Linked DNA regions of Homo sapiens: region 1 is linked to region 2. A link is a loop called in an ENCODE intact Hi-C map of the cell type or tissue named here. Cell type or tissue: natural killer cell. All regions are shown on one strand. Links, peaks and the distances in the headings refer to the core of each region. The heading gives the core; the rest is flanking DNA. Region 1 holds the start of MIR3975 (microRNA 3975). Region 2 overlaps LOC105372066 (a long non-coding RNA gene).

What was found. A loop is a pair of places that touch in the nucleus more often than their neighbours do. Peaks named below come from ENCODE experiments on the same cell type or tissue, not always from the same donor. Only the 100,000 strongest peaks of a DNase experiment are listed, where the experiment ranks them.
Region 1: it touches region 2 in a loop (7-fold over the local background); 10 of 110 quality-filtered maps call a loop at or near these places.

The regions. Positions count from the first base shown.
Region 1 is chr18:35,586,758-35,592,137 of GRCh38, reverse strand. All of the region lies in intron 1 of GALNT1 (polypeptide N-acetylgalactosaminyltransferase 1), which reads right to left. It overlaps MIR3975 (microRNA 3975), which reads right to left and starts at 401; the gene lies at 332-401. In natural killer cell, for the core only: no CTCF peak of the experiment used is centred there; a DNase peak (open chromatin) is centred at 2,947.
Region 2 is chr18:35,948,531-35,953,910 of GRCh38, reverse strand. LOC105372066 (a long non-coding RNA gene) reads left to right here. Exons shown (of 4, transcript NR_188032.1): 3 at 1,112-1,233; 4 at 1,874-2,108. Among named protein-coding and RNA genes, the nearest start is that of MIR3929, 17 kb to the right of the region's middle. In natural killer cell, for the core only: CTCF peaks have their summits at 3,105 and 3,305 (motif pointing right); a DNase peak (open chromatin) is centred at 3,350; H3K4me3 peaks cover 486 bases; H3K27me3 peaks cover 551 bases.

The DNA.
Region 1 (5,380 bases), core at 293-5,292, 360 kb after region 2:
TTCCTCAGCCCTTTCTACCACTCCCTGTTTTCATCATTTCAATGCTGATGATGCTCATCTGCACCTCCAGACCTGACCTCTCCCAACAAGATGCAGTGCTCCAACTATGAAGCCTACAGGACAGTTCCACCTGGAATCCTTCTCTGACACCTGCAACTGGATATGTACCAAGACACATTCATTAACTCTTCTCAAACTCTGTTTTTTTCCATTGCTGTTAATGGTGACACCCCTTACAAATCAAGTGATTGACTTATTTTTCCTTCACCCATTGACGAGACCATCTGATTCCATTTCTAAAAATGCACCTGTATGCTCCTGCATACAAAGTCATGTGAAGTAGTGCATTAGCCTCATTTCCTACCTCTAGTCTTTTGAAATAGCAATCACTCACCTACATGTATGTTAAAGCTTAATTCTGATTATGTCAATCAATGCCCTCGTCAAAATCCTTCAACAGCTCCCTCCTGCATTCCAAAGAACATCCATACTCTTTTTGTTGGTATTCAAAGCCCCTCTCAATCTTTCCCAAACTATCCGAGCAAGGTAGTCTAGTTAAACAGTTAAGACCATAATCTGTGGAGCCAGACTGACACATTAAATGCACAGCCATGGGGACAGGTTTACCTGTCCAGCTTTACCACTTATCTTCTCAGTGCCATTTAATTTTGTTATAAAGAGCAAATGAATTAATATAAGTACAGCACTTAGAATTGTGCTTGGTATATGGCCAGAGATATTCTAAGTTGTGATTTATTTTGTTTTGCTTCCCCATCTCCAATTATCAATAGCCTACATTCACATCTGTCTGAACCAACTTACTATTACCACAGCATAGGGCAGGACCACAGCACAAGGACCAGCTGATAAGCTGCCAGTGTTGCATCCCCTTCTCAAAGCATTTCCAGTGAAAAGCTCCTGCCACAAAGGTCCTTTCTCTCCAGGAGTATGTATACATCTCATGCAATGAAATGCCCCAGAGGTTGCTCATCAAAGGATTTCCAGCCCTGTTCAAAGACTCTCAGTCTAAATTAACCACCCTTTTCTTCCCTCTACTTTCTCAATCCCCTCACAGGTTTCAGATCAGAGACCATGTTACCCTTATTTCCTATCCCCAGTGGCAGAGCTGTTTTAGTCATCTTTTGCCCCCAGTCTAAGTAAAAGTTGAAACTCTCACGGCTACTCTCCCTATATCAGTTCTGTTACTTGAGACAGTGTTCCCTTTGCATGGAAACACTTAAAATAATTAAAATTTATTCTGCAGTCCTAATACGAACACAATATGGACTTCAATCTCCAAAGCATCAGGCCTCTCCACTATGACAGTGCTGCCTTCCTACCTTTTTTTACAGTCCCTGCCACGCATGGGGACTTGTAAATGTTAGTAAAGTGTTTACTGATAACTCACTAATTCTTAGGAATGGACAAATGAGAGTTTCAATAGTCCCAGAAATTTCCTCCTACCCTTTAACCTGAAAGACAACAATAAATTATAAAACATAATGTGTAGATTCCAAAGGACAATCCAATAACTTAGTATGTGTCTCTACCAATGCAATGCAAATTCTACTCCTTTCTACAAATGAACTGATACTTTAAAAATATTCTTTTTTCAATGAGAAGTCATAACTTCCATGATGCTTAAACCTAAAGAACTGTCTTCAAATCACCTCCTGGTTCCCATAGAAGTTTGTCCTATACTCAAGGCTGTCAATCAAAAGATTAACATACTGGAAGCCAATACTTAGACATCTTTACAGAATCAAAATCAATCATATGTTCTCTAACATTAGAAGTCATAAATTACAACGAAGGATTTAAAGGAGTCTCATAACGATTTATAAGAATTTATAATTTGTAAAAATTTATAAGAATTCTAAACACTGAACAACAAATGGATCACTTGAAATCAGAGATGCACTCTCAACTCTCATCACCGCTGCTACATCTGCCCTCAAAACAATCCCAAACATCCCTCCCCATTAAGGACTAAAATGGGCTTCACATTGAAGGTGTCCCTACAAAAATCCATGGAAAACAGCAGAGAAGTTCAACTGAATGGCTAATCACTAGTCTATCATTTTAAAAAGAATCAAGCAGTAACACTCCAGGCAGTGCTAGTCAAAGTCTAGTTCCTAGATGGCAAACTGGCACTCACCTAGTCCATGAGGAGTAAGGAGAGAGGGTGAGAGCAAGCATTTAGAAACTTTGGTAGCAATTTGACAGATAAATGTTACATCTACTGAATCCAATAATTTTTGAAATGGAAATTATATATTGTGGTTTTTAATTTCATTTTTCTTGCAATTCATATTTTACACATATTAGGAAAACATCAGCCCATGAAAAGAAGAAATGTTACAAACTGATCCTTCGGGGATATTCAATTCCAGGAAGATGAAGCAGATGTATTTTCCCTATTCCTCCCACTAAGCACAACTGAAAACTCTGAACATTACATATAAAACAAACATGAGAAGATTCTTAACTGTGGAGAGAAGAAGGCTAGGGACCTCAGGCTGCAAGGAACAATAAAATGGTGAGTTCCCTGAGACTTATTTTTGCCTCATATATCCCAGCTTTCTGGAGTTGAAAATGGCAGCAATCTGAAACCTGGAAACATTAACAGAAGCAGAAGGGAAAAAAAGTCAAAAGACCAAGAAAGGGACATCCTACTGAGACAGAAAACTGATAGGAAAAAAACCACTCTACTCCAGACAAACATCACAGAAAAAAACTGTAGCCTTACCCCGACCCATGCCAACAAAGGTCAGGTGGGTAGCCTAGACTTCACGTACTCCCCGGGTTATAATAAGGCACCCACTTCCCACACACCAGGGTGGTGTTGAGAAGGCCAAGTAGGGAGCCCAAGCTTTCATTTACATCAGCTGGTAACAAGGCACCCTTCCACATACACCCTCTCCCCCGGATATCCTGGACCTCTACTCCCACCTGGTGGAAACAAGATACTGTACCTCTTGGGTCAAGAAAGGCCAAGTGGGGAGCCTGTACTTCTAATTTCCTCTAGTGATCACTAGACAGTGCCATGTGCCCTCCCCACCAACCTTCCCCCGCCAGGGTGGTATCAAAACAAAGCGAGCTAAAACAGAAGGCTTAAGTAAGATCCAGAATCTCATAGTATAATATAAAAACACCCAGGTTTTCATTTAAAAATCACTCATCATACCAAGAGCCAGGATGAACTCAAACTGAATGAAAAAGACATCAGGAGGCAGCAACACCAAGAAGAGAGATGTTAGAATTATCTGACAACAATTTTAAAGCAGCTGTGATAGACATGCTTCAATAATTACAAGCATGCTTGAAACAAATTAAGAATAAATAAACAAAAAGCCTCAACAAAGAAATACAAGATATGAAGAAAAACCTAAAGCAAATTTTAGAGCTGAAAAATACCAAAATAAAAAGACTCAGCAGCAGAAAGGGAGGGAAGGACACAGGAAAGGAACTGGAAGACAAGAGCCCAATATGAATAAGAGAGAAATGGACTAAAGAAAAATTGACAAAGCCTCAAAAACATGTGGAATCATAACAAAAGACTGAACATTCCAGTCATCAGAGTCTTGAAAGAAGAGGAGAAAGAGGGCAGGCTGAAAAAGTACTCAAAAAAGTAATGGTGAAAACTTCCTAAATTTGGCAAGTGACATAAACTTACAGATTTAGGAATCTGAGTGAACCCCAAGCAGTATAAACCCAAAGGAATCCACACCGAAATGTATCATAATAAAACTTTCGAAAACTAAAGACGAAGAAAAAATCCTGAGAACAGTGAGAGAAAAACGATTCCTTTCTACAGAGGAAAAATTATTAGAATGACAGTGGATTTCTCCTCAGAAACCATGGAAGCCAGAAGAAAGTGGTATAATTTTTTCAAGGGCTGAAAGAACTATCAACACAGAGTCCCATAACCAGAGAAAATAACTGGCCTTCTCTCTCCACAGTTGATAGAATGCCTTGACAAAAACAAGCAAAGACACAGAATTCAACAGCATCATCAACCAACAGGATGTAAGAGCAGAAAACACATTTCATTCAGGGGCCCACAGACAGACCATATTCTGGGCTGTAAAACAAACCTCAATAAATTTAAAAGAACTGAAATCAGAGTGTGCTCTCCAACCAAAATGGAATCAAACTAGAAACCGAAAACAGAAGATGAAAGGAAAATTTCCTAATACTTGGAATCTCAACAGCCCTCTTCAACATACCATGGCTCAAAGTGGAAGTCCCAAGATAAAATAAAAACAGACATTGAATTGAATGGAAATAAAAATAAAACAAAGGTGTGGAACACAGAGAAAACAGTGCTGAGAGGGAAACATTGCTAAATGCCCCCATGAATCTAAGTGCAAAATTCCTTAACAAAATATTAGTAAATGGAATTCAGCAACATATGTACAAAAAGTGTTATACTGTGACCAAGTTTCATGCCATGGATGTAAGGCTGGCTCAATATTTAAAAAATAAATCAATACAATGCACCATATTGACAGGCTAAAGAAGAAAAATCACATGATCAGATCAACTGATGAACAAAAAACACAATAAAATTCAACACTCACTCATGATAAAAACTCTCAGGAAGATAGGAACAGAGAGGAACTTCCCTAACTTGATAAACAGCATCCATGAAAATCCTATAGTTAACATTATACCTCATAGTTAAGGACTGAAGGAATGCTTTCCCCCAAGATCACAAAGACTGTCCTTTCTCACCCTTCTTATTCATCATAGTGCTGATATTTCAGCCAGTGCAACATGGCAAGAAAAGGCAAGAAAAAGTGTGCAGATTAAAAAGGAAAAGAATAAAATTGTTCCTCTTTGCAGGTAACATGGTAGTCTGCATAGAAAATCCCAAGGAATCTCCAGAAGAACTCCTAGAACTAATAAGTAGGTTCAGCAAGATTGTGGAATACAAAATCAACATATGAAAGTTAATTATATTTCTACATACTGGCAATGAGTACATGGACACCAAAATTAAAAATACCGTTACAATTACTAAAATATAAAAAGAAATATTTACTTACAAATGTAACAAAACAAATCCAATAAAAACTAACAAAACATATGTACAGGACTTGCATGATAAAACTACACAATGCTGATGAAAGAAATCAAGGATCTAAATAAATGGAGAGACAACCTGTGTTCACAGATTGAAAAATGCAACATACATACTAAAGACGTCGATCTTCTCCATACTGATACAGGTCTACTGCAATTTGTATCAAAAGCCCAGAAAGACCTTTTTTGTAGATATAAACAAGATTATTCTACAATTTATAAGGAAAAGCAAAGGAACTAGAACAGCTAAAATAACGGGGGAAAAAAAGTGTAGGAGGAATCAGTCTACCCC
Region 2 (5,380 bases), core at 250-5,249:
TTGGCAACCACCTTTCTACTTTCTGTTTCTATGATTTTTGACCACTTTAGATACTTCAAATGAGTGGAATCATACAGTATTTGTCCTTTAGTGACTGGCTTATTTCACTTAGCATAATATTCTCAAGTTTCGTCCATAGTGTAGTGACAACAGGATTTTCTACTATTTTTTTTTTTTTTTGAGACAGAGTCTCACTCTATCACCCATGCTGGAGTGGAGTTGCGATTCTCCTGCCTCAGCCTCCCGAGTTGCTGGGACTACAGGTGCACGCCACCGCGCCCAGCTAATTTTTTTTTTGTATTTTTTGTGGAGATGAGGTTTCGCCGTGTTGACCAGGCTGCTCTCAAACTCCTGACCTCAGGCCATCCACCTGCCTTGGCCTCCCAAAGTGCTGGGATTACAGGCATGAGTCACCGTGCCCGGCTGGATTTTTTACTTTTTAAAGGCTACATAACATTCCACTGTATGTGTACCACATTTTCTTTAGCCATTGATCTGTTGATGGACATTTGGGTTGCTTCCACCTCTTGCATATTTTGAATAATGCTGCAATGGACAAATGGATATGTAAATATCACTTTGAGATCCTGCTTTGACGTTTTTTGGATACATACCCAGAAGTGGGGTTTGCTGGGTCATGTGGTAATTCTATTTTCAATTTTTGGAGAAACCTCTATACTGTTTTCCGTAATGGCTGCAGCATTTTACATTCCCACCAGCAGTGCACAAGGGTTCCAATTTTTCCACACCCTTGCCAACACTTGTTATTTTCTGTTCTTTTGATGATGGCGCTTCTTGTGGGTATGCAGTGATATCTCATTGTGATTTTGACTTGCATTTCTTTTATGATTAGTGATGTTGATTATCTTTTTGTATGCTTGTTGGCCACCTCAGGTTTCTTATTCTTTCTTTTTACACAGTGTATCCTTTTCTATTCTTTTACTTTCAACCTATTTATGTTTTTGCAGTTAAGAGTCATCTTTTGTGGATAATATACAACCAGGTCTTGTTTTTGGTTTGTTTTAAATCCAGTCTGACAATCTCTGTCTTTTTATTAGCATGTTTAGTGTATTTATGTTTAATATAGTCCTTTTATTTATTTATTTTGAAGACAGAGTCTTGCTCTATCCCCCAGGTGGGAGTGCAGTGGCATGATCTTGGCTCACTGCAACCTCCCCCTCCTGGGTTCAAGTGGTTCTCCTGCCTCAGCCTCTCGAGCATCTGGGATTACAGGTGTGTGCCACCACGCCCGGCTACTTTTTGTATTTTTAGTGGAGATGATGTTTCACCATGTTGGCCAGGCTGGTCTCGAACTCCTGGCCTCAAGTGATCCACGTGCCTTGGCCTCCCAAAGTGTTAGGATTACAGGCATGAGCCACTGTGCCTGGCCTAATTTTTTGTATTTTTGGTAGAGACGGGTTTTCACCATGTTGGCCAGGCTGGTTTTGAACTCCTGAGCTCAATCGATCCACCCACCCCGGCCTCCCAAAGTGCTGGGATTACAGGTCACCACACCTGGCTATATTTAATATAGTTATTGATGTTAAGCTGCGACATATTTGAGGGATCAGAGGGTAGATTCTGGTAGGCAGCTTAATGGCTACCTGAGGATGTCCACGTCCTATTCCCTGGCACCTATGAATACGTTACCTTACATGGCAAAAGAGATTTTGCAGATGTGATTAAGGTTACTGACTTAAAATGGGGAAGATTATCCTATCCTGGATAATCTAGGTGGGCCCAATCTAATCACACAAATCCTTAAAAGGGGAGAACTTTTCCAGGCTGGGTCAGAGAGATGAGATGGGAGGAAGAGGACAGATTTGAAGTGTGAGAGGAACTTGACTGATAGTTCCCGGCTTTGGTTTTGAAGATGGAGGAAGGAGGTCCCAAGCCAAGGAATGCAGCATGGGCCTCTAGAAGCTGGAATGACCCTCACCTCACGGCCAGCAAGAAATCAGGGAACTCAGTCTTACCCGAGTGAGCAGGAAATCGATTCTCCTCTGCAGCCTCTATAGAGAACACAGCCTGTCAACACCCTGATTTTGGCCCAATGAGCCCTGTACCTCCAGAAGTGTAACGTAATAAATTTGTGTTGTTTTAAGCTATTAAGCTGTGGTTAATTTGTTATGGCGCCAAGAGAAAACTAACATGACACATACTTCTCTATATATTCTTCCCTTCTAGAATTACCTCTTCCCAATTTTCCTTTTTTTTTTTTTTTTTTTTAGACAAGGTCTCCCTCTGTCACCCAGGCTGGAGTGCAGTGGCACTATCTTGGCTCACTGCAGCCTCCACCTCCTGGGTTCCAGCAATTCTCATGCCTCAGCCTCCCGAGTAGCTGGGATTACAGGTATCTGCCACCATGCCCAGCTAATTTTTTGTGTTTTTAGTAGACAGGATTTCGCCATGTTGGCCAGGCTGGTCTCGAACTCCCGGCCTCAGGTGATCTGCCCACCTCGGCCTCCCAAAGTGCTGGGATTACAAGTGTGAGCCACCACTCCTGGCCCCAATTTTCCAATTCTACTAGTCTCAAACTCTGTTTTCTGTCCACTTCAAGTCAATCAAGCGATGGCTCTCTGCAGCTGGAGCTGCTCACTGATTGGGGGTTGCCCTCATGTCAAAAGCCATAAACTCACAAATCCCAACAATTTTCATTCATTTTTCAAGGGTGGTTTTCCTACAGTTTCTGCCTTCTTTTGATCAATCTCTAATACCTTCACACATTATTTTAAAAATGCTTTGCTCAGATTGTATAATTTTTATTTTATTTTATTTATTTTTTTTGAGACAGAGTCTTACTCTGTCGCCCAGGTGGTGCACCACCTCGCCCACCTAATTTTTTTCTCTTGTTTGGTATTTCTAGTAGAGACGGGGTTTCACCATGTTGACCAGACTAGTCTCAAACTCTTGACCTTAAGTGATTCGCCTGCCTTGGCCTTCCTAAGTGCTGGGATTACAGGAGTAAGCCACGGAGCCCAGCCAGATTGTATAACTTTTATCTGCAAGAAGATTAGTCCACCGTTACCAAAAGCTGGAACCTCATTATACTCTTCTGCCTACTTTCACGTTTGCAATTTTCCATAATTTAAAAAGAGAAAAAAAATTTTAAACGCTCTAGTGGGATGTTTTAATTTTACTTATTCTCATTAATCTGAAGCCTAAAAATGAGTTGCTATCTCTTAATGTGACAGTTGAAATAAAAGAAACGGAATAAAAGGGGGAGTTTTCGAAGCCTTTGATGGGGGAGGAAAGACCCCAAGCTTCTCTCCTTAGAGGGAAGGAATCCTTACTTACAGGTTAGTTCCACCACGTGCAGTTCCTCACAGTGACCAGCAGGGGGAAAAAGTAGTTTTGCGTTTCCGATGGATCCCTGCGCCCCGCTGCCAATTCCCCAAGCAAAGGGAAGCGAGGGGAGAGCGCGGAGCCCCCGATTAGCGTTCGGAGGAACTGGCCTAGAGGGGCCACTCGGAGCGCAAAGGCCCCGCGAAATAGAATATCTATACGCCCAGCAACCCTCCCTTTCGAGGCGCACGGAATAAGTTGGCTGGAACTCTCCGCTGACCGCTCCGCCTGGGACTCAGGGTTGCAGCCGCACAGAGCTTCCTCCGGGGCGCCCAGGGCGGCGCGAGCAGGAGGGGGACCCAGTGTGGCCGCGCCCGGGAACTCGGGGGACCAGGTGAGGCTGCGCCCGGGTCCCAGTGGGATCCAGATGAGCGTACGCCCAAGCCCGCGGGGGACCAGGTGAGCCCGCGCCCGGGTCTGAGTGGGATCCAGGTGAGCCAGCGTCCAGCGTCTCCAGGGTCTGGGGCAGGGTCGTCGGGCTTAGGACTCAAGCAGTCAGCGGGCAGAATGGGTTGGCGTGGAGAGCCAGACGCGCTCAGGATCCAGGCGATGGGCCTGGGCATAGCCGTGTCTGCAAGGGCTGTCGTCAGGGGATCGTCGAGAGGACCTGCTTCTACCTAGTGGATTCACAGTACTACCCATAAAAATAAACCCTGCTAATGAGACGGTGTGTGGGAAGGGGGTGGGAGCATGGTCATTTTATTAGAGCTGAGCATTAATAATTTCCTTGAGGACCTTGGGCAAACTCTTTGTTTTGAAGCCAGTGGAGGCCTGGGTCAGTGTCCCTGAGTTCTGAGTTAACTGCGTGGACAAATGATGAGAAACAGCCATCACTTTAGGGATGTTTTAAGAGAAAGTCGGTGTGTGCTGAAACAGTGAGTTAGAGAGACTGGGAACAGAAAGCAAAGACCAGAAAGACAAGAAGCAAACATATGGGAAGTCAAAAAAGGAAATTGCCTGGAAATAAAGCCAGATGGGTCTGGCAGGAGTGCTGTCTTGGTTGACATCTGTGGGACATGACCCTGGACAGATCACTGGAGTCAGAGGAGGTCATTAATTAAGAATCCGCTGGTTATCCTTGGTGTTTTAAGGTTACCACGGTAGAAATAGAAACGTGTGCAGCACATAGTCAACAAGTTTTGGCAAATGACCAAATAAGATACAAACATTTAATTGGATTAGGAGATCAGTTGCAAAGTGTTGTGTTTCTATGCCATGATGAACATTCAGAGTGGAATCTCTAGAAAAATGCTTTGTGTAAATGATTAGACTGTAGGGCTAAGGTGTTGCAAAACAGTACAGTAAGTTATTTACTCTTTTTTTTTTTTGAGACGGAGCCTCACTCTGTTGCCCAGGCTGGAGGGTAGTGGCTTGATCTCGGCTCACTGCAACCTCCGCCTCCCGGGTTCAAGCAGTAAATTATTTACTTTTAGTCTCAATAATACTGTGTGTATCAGTAATAATCTAATTACATTTATTTCAAGAAGGTGTCCATTTGTTTTAGACAGGTAATTACTAGTTTAAAATAGATGGGAATATAAAACATTCCGATAATTTGAAATATAGGCTAAAGTCAAGTAAAACATTTGCAAAACCATACATGAAAATGGTAAAATAAGAGCAGACCAAGTTCAGCTAGTTTTCAAAAAAATATAGAATGCCACTCTTTCCCCTGTTCTTGTACTTGAGGGTTGAGGAGCTGTTTGTTGTTGCAGGCTCACACCTGTGTGTCCGAGTCAGGCCTGCAAAACCTGTGTGTCCCACTTCTCAATTTACCCAGTTCTGGGGTCCTTCTCTGCACACCTGTGAAAAGACATCTTATTCTTGTGGTTTAAAACTTGCCGGCCGGGCGCGGTGGCTTATGCCTGTAATCCCAGCGCTTTGGGAGCCCGAGGCGGGTGGATCACGAGGTCAAGAGATTGAGACCATCCTGGCCAACATGGTGAAACCCCGTCTCTACTAAAAATACAAAAATTAACTGGGCGTGGTGGCACATACCTGTAATCCCATCTACTTGGGAGGCTGAGGTAGGAGA